Linked DNA regions of Mus musculus: region 2 is linked to region 1. Evidence: chromatin loops called from intact Hi-C (ENCODE). Cell type or tissue: gastrocnemius. All regions are shown on one strand.

Region 1 (5,000 bases):
AACCTTCACTGTCCCCTCCCTCCCTGGAAGCTGAAAGCTGGGTGTTCACAGGACAACCTGGACTGTCTACTGGCCAAGCTGAGAGTGGTCAAGCCTCACTGGGATGCAAATGTGCTGAGACTCCACACCAGACTCAAGGAGCAACTGCGGCAATTTGGTCTCAACCCCCTGGATCTTTGAAACCGCTGGCCTCTAATCCCTAAGCCCTATCAATAAAGCAACTTGATGTAGAATTCAATAGAACTATGGATTATGGCCTTTGGCAGTGAGGACATCTATGTTCTGGGTTGACCCATTGTCCTAAACACTGAGTGGTAAGAAGTAGACAATGTTCTAAACCCTTTCCTGCAGAAACTAGATCCCATTCCCTTAAGCCTGGAGTACTTTTGGTCCCTTTAAACTATCTTGGCTTAAATGGGCACGGCGGTGCATACCTTTAATTCACACAATTGGGAGGCAGAGGCGGGCGGATTTCTGAGTTCAAGGCCAGCCTGGTCTACAGTGAGTTCCAGGATAGCCAGGGCTGTACAGAGAAACCCTGTCTTGAAAAACCAAACCAATCTTGGTTTTTTTTCCTGACCAATAAAACACAAATCCTGTGTGTGTGTCTGTATACATATACATACATTTACTTATTTATTTGGACAGTAGCGTATGTATACTAAAGTGCTCACAAAGAGGTCAGAGGGCAAATTCCAGGAGCTGGTTCTCTTCTTCTACCGTGTGGTTCTGGTGAGTCAACTCCGGTTGCCAGGCTTAGAAGCCAGCACCTTTACCTTTTAAGCTATCTCACCAGCCAGCTGGGAAAGGCTGTACCAGGACATTACAATAGCCAAGAACCAGCTCCCAAGACTCTAAGGTATCCACAGTAGAAGGAAGATACACCTCCAATCAATCCTTCTGCCAGATGACAACAGAGCCACATCTAACCTATGTTCTCCATGGCTTCAATCCTCGGTGGCTCCACAGCGTCATCTTCTTGAGCAGAACTGCATCTTTGGCGCACAGCTCCCCAAAATGTCCACATATAGCATCCTGTGGCGTCTCAGGCTCCCTGTGGAGCCCGCCTTCGGTCTCTGTCCACACCCCTCTGCTGGAGGTAGGCTCATGAGAAAGGAGAAGGTCCCTGGCAGTCCTGTGATTGGTGGTTTCTGAATCCTCCAGCTCCCAATTCCAACTTCAAGAGATTGTTCCCAGCTCCCTCCACCTCAGGGTGCAGAGCGAGGGCAGGAGAACTACTAGGCAAGTCTATGCTGGTAAGCTAGGCTGAACAGGGATGTCCTATAGCAACTCTGAAGCCAGAGTCCAGTCCTACATACGGAGAGAACAAGGGGAGTCAGTCTCAAACCAGAAGAGTTCACTTTCCTGCCCCAACATGCTCTGCTCAGGAATAGGACTTTGTCCTCCAATCCTTCTGTCCCCACCTCCTATGACCAACGGTTCCCTCCTGCACATCTCACACAGCTCGACCCGTTAGCCCTCCTCTCTGCCCTTCTCATAATTCCATTTGTCTCTTTGACTTCACCTCTCCAGACTCCAAGGAAATCCAGGCTTCTAAGCCCTGCGGATTCCTAGCTCCTAGCTTCAGGCAGAGGGGTGGCTCAGCCTCAGTCAGTTGCTGAAGCCTGTCCAGTTCACTGTCTCCGCCCACAGGATATCCGTTCACCTCCAAAACTGTATCTCCCACTTGCAGCCCTGCCCGGGCAGCTGAGCCTCCTGGGGTCACCTGGCAGTGTAAGGGGATACACAAAAGTATTGGTTAGGTGTTCTACGGCTGGGCAGACTGGGGGGCAGAGAAAGGTAGGTGGTGAATGATGGGTAGATTCCAAGGCACATGGTGCATCAGTCACCTGGGAGATGAAAAGACAAGGCCCACTGGCCACACAGCAGAGTCTGAATCCATAGCCACCTCCAGGCCCCGGGTACAAGAAGCATTGGCAGGAGCCAGCAAGGCCAGAAGGCTCAACTGTGTCTTCAACCGGAAGATCCTTGGTCTCTGCCAGAGGAGGAGCAGCAATCTCAGTGTTCTCCAAGAAGAGGAGGGGAGACAGGCGTACCTGGGGAGGTACGGTGGGGGGAGAAAAACCTGTGGCACCTGAGCCCTGCTCCATTTCTGCCCTCTCCCCAACCCAGTCACATACCATGCTGAAGAAGCGGTCAGCCTCAGGATCGACGACAATGAGAGAGACACAAGAGCCCTGTGCCCGGATTCTAGACACTGTTTCCTCATGGCCCAGCCCATCCACGCTTTCCCCGGCCACAGCCACCAGGCGGTCTCCAGCCTTCATCCCAGCCTTGTCAGCTGGTAGTCCTGGATCCACGTCCCACAAGAACTGCCCTGGGACAGAGACATCTTCACTGCTCTCCCCTGACTCACGCCCATGCTCTCCCAGGAACTAACTCTACAGTGCATGGAAAGCTGCCGCTGGGGGCTGTGGGGCATCGCTCATGGATGCTGAGAAGCACAATTGAATGTGTATGGCCAGCCTATCGTCCAGCTTCCTACCAACCCCCAGAGCTGCCACTCACCAAGTCGGCCATCCAGGCCCTTCTCCTCCCGGAGCAGGAACCCAAAGCCTTCAGGTCCTTTCTCTATGTTTAGACATCGGGGCTTGGCGGGCAATGCCCAGCCCTCTGCCAGGGGTGCAGCAAGAGGCATTCCTAGTTGGTGACACTGTTCCTCTACCTCCAGCCCTGCCACCAGCAGAGTCACCTGATCTCCACTCTGCCAAAGCTGTGAGGGCAGAGCAAGAATGTAAGCATGGGACATCTGTGTGGGACAGAAAGGCAGGCATCTAGCTCCTCCCGGGGACCCGGAATGAGGGCAAGCCTCATGCAAACTAGAGGGAAAAGAAGAGGGTAAGGAGGGAGAGTTCATGTAGGGAGTCACCGCAGGAAGCCCTACCTTCCTATTGAGCTGGTTGTATGTGAGCTTCTCCACACTGGCCCCATTCACTTCCAGCAGCCTGGCTCCAGGGGGCACCCCTGCCCTCTCAGCAGCTCCTCCTGCACTGAGCACCAACCAGAAAGGACCTCGACTTCCTAAAGGCAGAAAAAGTAAGTCCCAGCCTGCTGCCTACCTAGAACCGAAGCTAAGCTCCCCAACCCTGCCCACCCATAGCAGGCCCTAAGCTCACCGTGGGTGACGCTGAAGCCAAAGCCGCCTTCATCTTTTACTACATGGCACAACCGGGGCCTGACCCCCGAGGGTAGGGTAGGACAGAGGAAAGCGTCACTCCCCTGCAGAACACGCGCCACATCATGCACGTGTTGTGCCAAGACTGTCAGCAATACCCGGGGACCGCTGGCCCGGATGTAGCGCACTACCTATAAAAGGGGACACAGGAGAAAAAGGTTGGCCCTCTGAAATCCCAGGATCCCCTAGAACGTGCGTTTTCACTGTGAAACCCACGTCTGTAGTTGCCTTCACTCAATCTTTCTCCCTAGGTACCTCCAAATCATGGGGTCTGAGGAGAGTGAGGCTTGGCCCATGAAGTGCTATGGAATGTTCTTTTGTACCACGAGGAGTCCCAGCCCAGCCTCACCACCGCGTGGTCCTCATGTGCCACAATATTATTGTTCACCGCTAGGATCCGATCTCCTTCCCGGAGACCCTGGCGCTGGGCTGAGGTGCCCGGATCGACCCTGCACACCACATGGTCAGCCTTGCCTAGATGCTGCTGCAAATGGAACCCAAAAGTCTTTTCCTCCTCCTTGCTCAACAGACAAAAGCGAGGCCGGTGCAGGTTCCAGGGATCTGGAGGAGGAGACAGGTAGCAGAAAAAAAAAAAAGAAGGAGGGGGCACAGCCCTGGTACAGGGGCATCAAAAGACTGGCAGACCCTGCTTTCCTGTGAGAGCGCTGGTCAGCTTCCAGCCAGTGAGAGGGCGGGCTTTATAGCTGAATGAACTCTGCGTGGGCTGGGAGGCTAAAGCAAAGGGATGTCTTCCCCCTCTACTTCTGCTTAGTTACTGATATCAGAGGGAGGCAGTTAGCAGTTACCAAGGAGATAGGAGGCTGTGTGGCACCCTAGTGTCTCTAGGGAAAGGAAACAGTTGCCAAGGGTGAGGGGGTTACCAGATTGGTCCTGGTCTTCAGCGAGGGAGAGGACAGGATTGTCAATGCCCAGCCTTGGATTAAACTTAAACTTCCTATAAGGAGGCAGGAGAGGCAAATAAGAGGTGCTGGGAGCTGGACTTGGGTCCCAGATTCTACTTTAGGTGCTGCTGCCAGCTGAGAGTCGTCCCCCCCACCCCCTTCAGTTGTTCTTCTCCAGCCCTCAGACTACTTACAGAGTTAACAAGGCCGTGTCCCGAAGATCTGCGGGACAAAGGAGAGTGAGAGGAGAGACACACTCCCCACCCCACCCAGAGACGGGACTCTCGTGATAAAAAACCAAAAAGGTTTAGGAGAAACCCAACCCCTTTCCATTCTGCTTCTCTGTCTTCACACACACACACACACACACACACACACACACACACACACACACACACACACACACACGGGTGCTGACTCCCCTGTATTTTCCTCCCCCAGTACTGTGGAACATAAATCTGAGCCTATCAGCAGAAGGTGTGGGCCAGGAAGATAGATCTATAAGCCCACCTCATTCCTATTCCTATAGGGCTCCAAGCCCCGATAGCAAGTGTGTTCTAGACCCAGAGATTCCAAATCTGCCCCCTCTGCCGCCACCCCAAAGTCCCCTTTCAAGGATATCGCCTTACTTCCTACCTGCAGCTGCCTCCATAGTTGGATCACTGACCCAGGACTTAAGAGTAGGGACAAGGTTCATTATAACCAGCTGACCCTCCCACCTGCCCCCTCCCGAGTCACGCCTTCTTGAAGACGCTGCAAGGAAGCATTGGGGTAATGGTTAACAGCAATGGGACTTATTCTCTGCAAAGTGCGAGTGTAAGTTCCTTCTGCCCCCAGGTCTTGCGCCCTACCTCTTACGACGCTCAGTTGCTCTTATGCACAACAAAAAGCAGGTTACTGTC
Region 2 (5,000 bases), 140 kb after region 1:
TGCTCCTGCTTCGGTGGATTTGAGCCACTACCAGAACCCAGGGCTGCTTGTTTTCATTACCACCTGCCCTCCCTTTGTTCTCCTGTATCTGGAATCCCAACAGCCCATGTGCCTACCAGTGTCATCTGCTTGACCCAGGCTTTATGCTGAGCAGTGTTCCCTTTCCAAACAGAGGAGCTGATATGGTCAGAGGCTCAGCTAACAATGTATATAACTTTTGGGGTCCCTGTAATGTCTACCAGGAGGAAGAGGAGAGCCCCGCTGAGGGGAGCAAGGATGAGCCTGCAGAGCAGGGGGAACTCAAGGAAGAAGCTGAACCCCCAGCAGAGGAGACCTCTCAGCCTCCACCCTCTGAGCCTAAGGGGGATGCAGCCCGTGAGGGAGAGAAACCTGATGAAAAAGAGAGTGGGGACAAGCCTGAGGCCCAGGTGAGCTGCCTGCAGGGGAAGAGGGTAGAGTCCACGGGCTGACACTGAGGGGAAGCAAGCCGCTTCCTTCATGCCTTTAGAGGAGGAGACAGCTAATGGTTTTCCTTATTACATCACTGCTCTTTCTACCAGAAGCCCAATGAGAAGGGGCAAGCAGGGCCTGAGGGTGCTGCTCCAGCTCCTGAGGAGGACAAAAAGCCGAAACCTGCCCGGAAGCAGAAAATGGTGGAGGAGATAGGTGTGGAGCTGGCTGTCTTGGACCTGCCTGACTTGCCAGAGGATGAGCTGGCCCGTTCTGTGCAGAAGTAAGTGCTGGCCGTGTGGAAGATGAGCCGGGTGTGGAAAGGTGATCCTGGAAGGCCCCCAGTTCCAGCCTCACCTCTTCCTACCTTCTCATCCCACAGACTTGAAGAACTGACCCTGCGCGACCTAGAGAAGCAGGAGAGGGAGAAAGCTGCCAACAGCTTGGAGGCTTTCATCTTTGAGACCCAGGTGAGCAGGCAAGGGCAGCAAGCATGCCCTGCCTCCCCAGAGCTTCCACTTAGGGACATGTGGCTCTGACCCTTGCCCCAAAGACTGCTGCCTGCATGGATTGGTGTCCTTGACAGGACAAGCTGTACCAGCCTGAGTACCAGGAAGTGTCCACTGAGGAACAGCGGGAGGAGATCTCGGGGAAACTCAGCGCCACTTCTACCTGGCTGGAGGATGAGGGATTTGGAGCCACCACTGTGGTGAGGAGCCTTCTGAGATGTGGCAGGCAGATGGGAGTGCTGCCCGTGTCCCCAGCCCCTCATCCCACCCCCGCTTCCAGGGCCAGAGTGAGAAGAGCTGGGGTGTCAGGATGAAGCAAGATGCAGGGCTGGGTCCAGGATGCTCCTGCTGCACTTCAGCCCTCCTCTTCCTCCTCATGTCCGTCAGATGCTGAAGGACAAGCTGGCTGAGCTGAGAAAGCTGTGCCAAGGGCTGTTTTTTCGGGTGGAAGAACGCAGGAAATGGCCAGAGCGGCTTTCAGCTCTGGATAATCTCCTCAACCATTCCAGCATTTTCCTCAAGTGAGTGTTCTTTGCTCCCTTCCTTCTTTGTGTAGTCCTGCTGAGACCATGGTTCTCCTTTCTGCCAGCTTCTCATCTGCCCTAGGCTGATCTTTTCCTCTTTGGCTCCTAGGGGTGCCCGGCTCATCCCGGAGATGGACCAGGTCTTCACTGAAGTGGAGATGACGACATTAGAGAAAGTCATCAATGACACCTGGGTAAGCTCTTGTCATTTGTAACTGGACACTTTAGCTGGTACCCTGGGATGATGAGAGTGAAGCTGCCACATCCAGGGCTAGTTCTGAGTCTTCTGGCTTCATCCCCAGGCCTGGAAGAATGCAACTCTGGCCGAACAAGCCAAGCTTCCTGCCACAGAGAAGCCTGTGCTGCTTTCAAAAGACATTGAGGCCAAAATGATGGCCCTGGACCGGGAGGTACAGTATCTACTCAATAAGGCCAAGTTTACCAAGCCACGGCCACGGCCCAAAGACAAGAATGGCACCCGGGCAGAACCTCCCCTCAATGCCAGTGCTGGTGACCAAGAGGAGAAGGTCATTCCACCTGCAGGTGAGGAGAGATGCTTGGCTGGAGCAACGATTGGTCCTGTGAGCAGTCAGAGCGCCACCTGCCTCTCTCTCGTAGGACTGCATCTAACTTTTGGTTTCCCTCTAGGCCAGACTGAAGAGGCGAAACCCATTTTAGAACCTGACAAAGAAGAGACTGGTGAGTTGGGGACCTGGGGAATGAGACATTTCATTAGTCTAGGGGCAGGCAAATTGGCAAGTATGCTCTATTTCAGGTCGGTGAATGTGGTGGCCTTTAGTTTTTAGAAGCATTGCGTTTTCTTTGGAAAAAAAACAAGGGCAAAGACAGGCTGGGGAGATGGCTCAGTGGTAAGTGCTTAATTGCACAGTGTGAGGCTAAGAGTTGAGATCCCCAGCACCCTTGTAAATGCCATGCAGCCAGGCTGCCCATTTACTATGCCAGGTGGAAGAGAAAGGTGGCTAAAGCAGGTGTGTTAGCTTATCTAGATGAAGTACCAACTCCAGATTCAAGTGAGAGACCTTCCCCAAATATATAAGAAAGTAAGCAACGAGCCGGGTGTGATGGCGCACACCTTTAATCCCAGCACTTGGGAGGCAGAGGCAGGTCTTGTCTACAAAGTGAGTTCCAGGACAGCTGGGGCTATACAGAGAAACCCTGTCTCGGGGCGGGGGGGGGGGCGGGGAAGAAAGCAAGCAAGCAACGAGGAAGAAACCCTGCATCAACCTCTGGCCTCCACATGCATGGGCAAAACATATACTTTTTTGTTGTTGTTTTGTTTTTGTTTTTTGAGATAGGGCTTCTCTGTGTGTAATCCTGATTGACCTGGAACTTGCTTTGTAGACCAGGCTGGCCTTGAACTCAATAGATTCACCTGACTCTGCCTCTCAAGGGCTGGTATAAAGGCATACACTACCACACCTGGCTTATATATTCTTTTTTTCTTTCTTCCTTCCTTTTCTTTCTTTCTTTCTTTCTTTCTTTCTTTCTTTCTTTCTTTCTTTCTTTTCTTTCTGACTGTTTCTTTCTATAGCCCTAGACCAGAGAAATGTAAAAATTTGTGGGAGAAAGGTCTGGAGAGATGACTCAATGCTTAAGAGTTCCGGCTCCTCTTCAGTGAAGTCAGTTTCTGTTTTCAGCTTGTAGCTGATGGCTCACAACTGTCTGTAACTCCAGTTCCAGAGGACCTGATTCCCTATTCTGGCCTCCCAAGGCACATATATAGTGCACAGGCATATGTGCAAGCACAACACCCATAAACATTAAATAAAAATTTAAAAAAGAAAAAAGGGAGACACCCCAGATGTGGCTCACACATCTTCTATGTGTACCACTGGATTTGTAGGTCTCACTTGTTTAGTGACTGGCCTTTTCCTTCTAAAATGCAGGTACGGAACCAGCAGACTCGGAGCCTCTGGAATTAGGAGGTCCTGGAGCTGGTAAGAGAGGAGCCTGGGGCATTGGCAGCTTGTTAGGGTTGGAGGGAAAGAAGAGGCTGTTGAGCCTTACACTGCTATTCTCCTCCCCTCCCCCTCCAACAGGACCTGAACAGGAAGAGCAGTCAGCAGGACAGAAGCGGCCTTCAAAGAACGATGAACTATAACCCCAGCTCCTGCCTTCCGACTTGGCTCCAGCCCCTTCTCCTACCACCTCTATTTATTATACATCAGGGTTGGAGTGGGGGTTGGTCCCTCAGGGGCTCAAGTTCCTTCTCTCAGCTGGGACAGGAGGTGGCTGCTCAGTCCTAGAGTAGCTCTATGGGTGAAACCGGCTCTAGTTCTGTCCCCAGCCCCACCCTCTGGTCTCCTACTCTCTGGCCCTGTGTTTGGGAAAAATCACTATTATGTCTTAATTCTTTGCCTGTGGGTAAGTGAGAGAATGGCTGCCAGTAGTTGTTGGAGACCTGGTAGTGGGAAGGATGTTATGGGTCACTGGAAAGTGGCCAGTCTTCACAGCATCCTTTCATCTTTTCCTCTTCCACAAAATCAGTGTCCTGTTTGGGCCAGTGTCTACAGAGCCTCAGTCCCACTTGGTTTCTGAGTGCCTCTTTTCTCTTCTGTGTCTTCTCTTCCCTTGTCCTTCCTCCTTGGCTCTTCTGTCCTTTCCTTCCCTGTGCAGACAGGACTATGGTCTTCTTGCCCAAAGACTTTCATCTGGACTGTCTATAGAGTAAATATGCTCTCATGGTTCATGCGACCCCTGGTGGCTGGAGTAAGCGGGGAGCAGGCAAGAAGGGAAAGCCCTGTAGCCCTGAATGGGTTGTTGGACCCAGGACAGTACAGGTCCGGAGAGTGGCTGGCAAGGATGCAAGTATACTGCAGGCACTCGACATCCTTGTCAGCCCCAGTTCCTGTGACACCTACCCCTTCATGCTCTTTCCTCCTTCCCCCTGGGCTGACCAAAAATGTGCTATCTACTGTGAGCCCCTTTCCCAAGACCCTGGGGGACGGAGAGACCATGGAGTGAATGTAAAAATGCCACCTCACTCTCAGGCAAGCTTTGTGGGTAAAGACGAGGGGTCAGGGTTCAACTTGACAGTGTACTTCGCTAGGAAGGAGAGGCCCTTGCCTGCTATAACCATGCCTAGAGTGCCTGTCCTCCAGTATTGCACCTGTAGCCGGAGCTAGGGCCACCCCAGTGCAGGGGCAAAGCAAACCTGATGTCAGTCGTTTTGTCTTTTCTACCCCAACCTCACCCTCTCACCCTACTTTCCACCCCCCACCCCGCCTTTTTTTTTTTTTTTTTTTTTTTTTTGTGCCACATTGGCAGAGGGGCCTATAGGTCCTTCACTGTTCCCTCCTGTGTGTTGGAGTTCTTTAGTTAGCAGTTCAGGCTGGTTGGACAGGTTTGAATCAAATTGTACTTTGTTCCATTGTTAATTGAGAAACTGTTTCAATAAAATATTCTTTTCTATAGGTTGTATGTGTTTGCTTCTTCCCTCCCTTGTTTGTCTGTTTGTTGTGTGTTTTCACACAGGTAGTGTATGAGTCAGGTTTCC

Evidence for each region. Hi-C counts contacts between places; a loop is a spot of excess contacts. Peaks named below come from ENCODE experiments on the same cell type or tissue, not always from the same donor. Only the 100,000 strongest peaks of a DNase experiment are listed, where the experiment ranks them.
Region 2: a loop joins it to region 1, with 2.4 times the contacts of the local background. A loop is called at or near these places in 5 of 42 quality-filtered maps.

Annotation. Positions count from the first base shown.
Region 1 is chr9:44,246,706-44,251,705 of GRCm38, forward strand. Ccdc153 (coiled-coil domain containing 153) reads left to right here. Exons shown (of 7, transcript NM_001081369.2): 7 at 52-601. The coding sequence ends at 180. Pdzd3 (PDZ domain containing 3) reads right to left here and starts at 4,759. Exons shown (of 11, transcript NM_133226.2): 1 at 4,735-4,759; 2 at 4,293-4,320; 3 at 4,078-4,151; 4 at 3,546-3,757; 5 at 3,138-3,327; 6 at 2,906-3,042; 7 at 2,530-2,734; 8 at 2,142-2,338; 9 at 1,851-2,057; 10 at 1,526-1,726; 11 at 607-1,311. The coding sequence starts at 4,750. The coding sequence ends at 1,282. In gastrocnemius, a CTCF peak has its summit at 2,978 (motif pointing right); DNase peaks (open chromatin) are centred at 2,981 and 3,915; H3K4me3 peaks cover 941 bases; H3K27ac peaks cover 1,358 bases.
Region 2 is chr9:44,387,446-44,392,445 of GRCm38, forward strand. Hyou1 (hypoxia up-regulated 1) reads left to right here. Exons shown (of 26, transcript NM_021395.4): 17 at 243-428; 18 at 561-733; 19 at 833-920; 20 at 1,037-1,159; 21 at 1,347-1,480; 22 at 1,593-1,677; 23 at 1,786-2,026; 24 at 2,132-2,182; 25 at 3,391-3,441; 26 at 3,544-4,924. The coding sequence ends at 3,605. Among named protein-coding and RNA genes, the nearest start is that of Gm26306, 6.0 kb to the right of the region's middle. In gastrocnemius, CTCF peaks have their summits at 2,086 and 4,216 (motif pointing left); DNase peaks (open chromatin) are centred at 2,057 and 4,204; H3K27ac peaks cover 759 bases.